Linked DNA regions of Homo sapiens: region 2 is linked to region 1. A link is an interaction called in ENCODE POLR2A ChIA-PET data of the cell type or tissue named here. Cell type or tissue: endothelial cell of umbilical vein. All regions are shown on one strand.

Region 1 (2,500 bases):
CATATACAAGGAGCTGAGAATCACTGGCTCAGGGTGCTAAATCGCTTGGTGTATGGTGCTGCCTGAGGCAGGGATACTGCAGCACTCAAGGCCAGGATGCATCAGTTCCATCCAGCATCTGGACCAATGTCCATCCTGGGGGGTCATTGGGATAATTTCCAGATTCTATTTCTATGCTCCCAACATGTAAAAAGTAAAAGAGCAATTTTCCCTAAACCAATTTATTAAAAGCTAATTTGCCTAAAATCTATTCACCTAATGATTATCTTGTCCACATTAGAATGTGCAATTAAAGGATACTTCTTAAACCAATTTGTCTAATGGCACTTCCAATTGAGTTTTATAAAAATCATTTGTCATTGAGCCTTTTGTAAATGATAAGATGTCTTATATCCTTGTGGGTGAATTTTTCTATTTTATTTCTATCTATAGAAATAAAATCTTTTATTCTATTTCTATCTATATCTTGTCTAAACTTTAAGGATGTTTTAGACAAGTTTGCATAAAGAGCCTTTCTTCAAAATTTTGTGTCAAGCAATAAGTACTTCATCAAACAATTAGCTTTTCCTACATAGTTGATTCAAAGCATTCAGGTTCTTCTGCCTTCTTGCTGATTTTTTATTTACCCTATGTGCACTCTGTAAATTTACTAAACAAACCAAGAAATATATATCTAGTACCCATTTCTGTTTAGTGAGGCGATTACATTTTTATAGTGAGGATGACAAAGGGAATTGGGTAGATCAGGCTTCTACTGCATGGCATCCACTTTTCAAGATGCCAATGTTTTTTTTTTTTTTTTTTTTTTTTTTTTTGAGATGGACTCTCACTTTGTCGCCCAGGCTGGAGTGCAGTGGTGTGATCTTGGCTCACTGCAACCTCCACCTCCCAGGTTCAAGCAATTCTGCTTTAGCCTCCCAAGTAGCTGGGATTATAGGTGCACGCCACCAAGCCCAGCTAATTTTTTGTATTTTTAGTAGAGATGGGGTTTCACCATGCTGGCCAAGCTGGTCTCAAACTCCTGACCTCGTGATCCACCTGCCTTGGCCTCCCAAAGTGCTGGGATTACAGGTGTGAGCCACTGCTCCCAGCAGCTAACTTCTTAAAGTAGTGTTTCCATCAGCCTCATTAGGGAAGCTTGGGAGAGGCAGATTCCCGGGCCTCACCTTCAGAGTTCAGATTCAATAAGTCCACAGTGGTGCCCAGGAATCTGCTTTGTAAACAAACTCCCAGATCACTCTGATCTACCTGGATGGAAATGACACCTGGTGCTGCAAGTTCTCATCAGGCAAAGAGGCACAAAATCATTACCAACATTTGTTGGTCTAAAAAGTATAAGATAAACTATAAAATCATGCACTGATTCAGTTCTGTTGGCTTCAGCAAATTGCTTAATCTCTTTGATGTTCAGTTTTCCAATCTGTGAAATAATGTGTTATGGCAAGGTTGTCCAACCGGCGGCCTGCATGCGACCCAGGACAGCTTTGAATGTGGCCCGACACAAAATGGTAAACTTTCTTAAAACATGACGGGATTTATGCACGGATCTTTTTCTTTTCTTTCGTTTTTTTTTTTTCACTCATCAGGTATCATTAGTATTTGTATATTTTATGTGTAGCCCAAGACAATTCTTCTTCTTCCAATGTGGGCCAGGGAAGCCAAAAGGTTGGACACCCCTGTGTTATAGGACAATTGTAAAATTAAATAAAGTACATAAACCGTGTGGCATAGCGTCTGACACTCCAGACACTCCAGACAGTTATTCCACAGAGAGTAACCATAATTCTTGATGCTATCACCATCCTCATTATTAATTGCCTCCTTTAGGAAGCCCATCATCCCGAGGCTGGCTGAGGCGCCTGCCCATGGGACCCCCAAGGCCTCGTGCTTCCCTGTGTCACAGCATTGCCTATTGAGTCAATTCAATCCCTTTCATTTTTCTTAACATGTTGCTGATTTTTCCTTGCAAGGGCTATGTGTGATGTAGTAATTATTAAATTTCACTGAGCGTGGCTATTTCCTCCTGTTTTACCTGCTAGAATGAACTAAGCCTAGTGCATAGTAGATACCCAATAAACGTTTGTTTATCTTTTCATCATGTCTTCAGGGCAACGGGAAAAGGTGGAACTCAGTGACTGGTTTCTGCTGTATTAAAGGTCTGCGAGTCAAAGTGTGGCCAATGGACTAGCAGGAGCCACATGGCCTGGGACCTTATCAGAAAGGCAGATGCTCAGGGCCCACCCCAGACCCTCTGGCAAGATCTCTAGGGGACGCTGATCTATCAAGTCTGAGAAGCACCCCTGAAAGAGGCATTCCTTTCCAAAGAGGCTACTCCCTCCATAGGCAAAATAACAAATGCCCAGAGCCTTGTGGAGGAGGAGATTATCCCAGCACTGCTCTGGGAGGGCTGGGAAGGAGGTGCAGAGGCTTCTGCTGTGGGCCGAGGGCAGAATGTCCTGGTGAAACCACCACTGGCTTAGAACTCAGAAGAATGATTCTA
Region 2 (2,500 bases), 110 kb before region 1:
CATCTTGTGCTTGTTCCCATCATAGCATCACAGCGTTACAGTGTATTGTAGTTACCTCTTTACTAGTATGTCTCAAGCTGTAAGCTCCTTGAAGGCAGGGATTTTCTCTTACCTTTCACTCCATTCATTGTGTGTAGCACAGTCTCTGACTATAGTGGACATTGTAAAGGTGATGAATCTCCTCTTTAACAGAAGCAGAGAGGTATAGATATTGAGTAAAATAAACATTACATTTGCTTAAGTGATGCGGGCCCTGGTTGTACTCCTGCAGATAGTGAGTGTGGACTTTAGGATTTGACTCTTAGAGCCCATTCTCAGCCAGTGGACCCTAAATATAGCAGCCAGCCTAAATATAGCAGCCAATGCAAGATGGATTTGGCCAGGTTTGGGGAGCTGGCTTTATTAGCTCTCCAGTCTTCTAGTGTTGGCTGCCACCTGACCTCATGAGAGAGGCTACCAAGTGGAATCCAGGTGCTTTGTTCCCTCTGAGTTATCCCTTGAATTCTAAGAAATTCTTGTGCACATTTATGTTGAATACAGAGTTCACCCTCTGGACATCCCTGTTGTGTGAGCCTGCTTGGCACTGGTGCACAGTGGTGCTCAATCCAGGGCAGTGTATGTATGGTCAGTGACTGGTCAGCCCCTTCTCATCACCATCACTTTTTGTCTTACTCTTCCTAATGCCCTCTCCCCACTCTAATCCCACTCTATTTCTTTGGTTTTACCTTTCCTCTTTCCCCCTTTTTTCCTTAGTATATAATCTGCTGCTCTAGACCAGCCAGTAATATAATGGGCCTTCCTTAGCTCCTCAGAACAACTGAATTTTGCTTTGGACTTTTGCCTTAGGCTGTTGAATCTGGCTAGTGAAGTTAGTATTAGGGTGACCAACCATTCCATTTTGCCTGGGACTGCCTCAGTTTTAGCACTGAAAGAGCCCTGTGTCCTGGGAAACTCCTCAGTCCTGGATGGTTTGTTACTTTAGTTAGGGCTGACCTAGGAAACTGCTGTGTCACAAGTGACTTGGATAATTCTGAAGTTTTGTTTTCTAATACTTCCTTGAATTCAGCATGTACTTTTTTTTCATCAGAGACTATAATATCAGATGATGTTATGACACAGAAAATGAATAATCTCTGTTCTTGCTTAATCTTTAGCCAAAAGCGTTTGAACAATACTTGAATCTGGAAGATGGCAGACTGCTGACTCATCTGAGGATGTGTTCCGCGGCGCCCAAACTTCCTTATGATCTCTGGTTCAAGAGGTGCTTTGCGGGATGTTTGCCTGAATCCAGTTTACAGAGGCAAGTAGGTCTTTCGAAGACATATTGAAGGCTTGGCGTTAGAGCAGAGTTCTGGCCTTTCATGTGGTCATCCCTCAGATTATAAATTTGCTTTAGAACAATACAGTAATTTGAAGCTCAGTCCTCCAGCAGCTACCGTAACAGCACATGATTCTGCTTATTCTTGAATATACAATTAGAAAAATTAAGGGCCCTCAGTGCGTTAGATGCTGTGAAGCAGTCACACCTCAAATGGTCTCCATGAGTTTATATAAGCGTCAGCCCCTTTTTTCCAGAAATGTGACAAATCTTCCTCCAGTAGAAATCTTAGTGTTAGTTTCATCATGATATCTTTAAAGAAGCTGAAAGCAGTCAAAGATTTGACTAAGTTCTTCCAGTCAGTTTCAGACATGTCTGGGTATTTCGGAGTCCAGGTGCCACCCATTAAGACTTTGTGATGTAGTAGAACAGTAACTCTTAAAATAAGTTATGGCACTGAACAGTGCAATACACAGAGAACATTATAAGATAATATGTAACTAAGTGTATGAAGTAGAATACCAACTTTTAGGAGTTACAGGAATGATCAGAATTATTATTTTAGAGTGGTTATAGATCAGTAACTGGCTCCTTACGCCCTTGGAGAAGTTTAAGGAGTCTGTCCCCAGAATCACTGGCAATGAAATTGAATTTATCCCATTTCATATACATCTTTTGTTGTCCCTTAGTAGGCTATAATTATATTAGCATTATGGCATATTAGCAGAATATAAACCATTAGTTTAGGATTTTCTTTTTCTTCCTCAGAAATGTCAGGTTCACAACATGAGGGAATATGATTTTGGTAGATTCCTAGTGGAGCAGTAATTTTTAGTAAACTTTCCTTTCTCCTTCTAGTGCTGATTGTATCTAGAATAGATTTCAAATGGCTTCTGTATTTTGTTGTTGTTTTGGTGATTATTTCATAAAAGTTGTTCTTTGAAGCTTTTACATAAAATTGGAGCAATTTGATTTTATTTTGTAATTTGAGATGTCTAGGCTAAACATAATTCTGAAACTCATATAATTTGATTATATCTCCTTATTTTTGTAGGGTTTGGGATAAAGTTGTGAGTGGATCCTGTAAGATCCTAGTTTTTGTAGCTGTCGAAATTTTATTAACCTTTAAAATAAAAGTTATGGCACTGAACAGTGCAGAGAAGATAACAAAGTTTCTGGAAA

Evidence for each region. Peaks named below come from ENCODE experiments on the same cell type or tissue, not always from the same donor. Only the 100,000 strongest peaks of a DNase experiment are listed, where the experiment ranks them.
Region 2: POLR2A ChIA-PET joins it to region 1 with 10 read pairs; 2 of 35 experiments call an interaction of 5 or more read pairs at or near these places.

What each region holds. Positions count from the first base shown.
Region 1 is chr6:13,197,699-13,200,198 of GRCh38, reverse strand. The region is part of intron 7 of PHACTR1 (phosphatase and actin regulator 1); the gene reads right to left. Among named protein-coding and RNA genes, the nearest start is that of TBC1D7, 130 kb to the left of the region's middle. In endothelial cell of umbilical vein, no CTCF peak of the experiment used is centred here; no DNase peak of the experiment used is centred here.
Region 2 is chr6:13,306,400-13,308,899 of GRCh38, reverse strand. TBC1D7-LOC100130357 (TBC1D7-LOC100130357 readthrough) reads left to right here. Exons shown (of 9, transcript NM_001318809.2): 6 at 1,155-1,300; 7 at 2,373-2,500. It overlaps TBC1D7 (TBC1 domain family member 7), which reads left to right. Exons shown (of 8, transcript NM_016495.6): 6 at 1,155-1,300; 7 at 2,373-2,500. Among named protein-coding and RNA genes, the nearest start is that of TBC1D7, 21 kb to the left of the region's middle. RefSeq lists an enhancer at 460-1,659. In endothelial cell of umbilical vein, no CTCF peak of the experiment used is centred here; a DNase peak (open chromatin) is centred at 1,089; H3K27ac peaks cover 1,588 bases.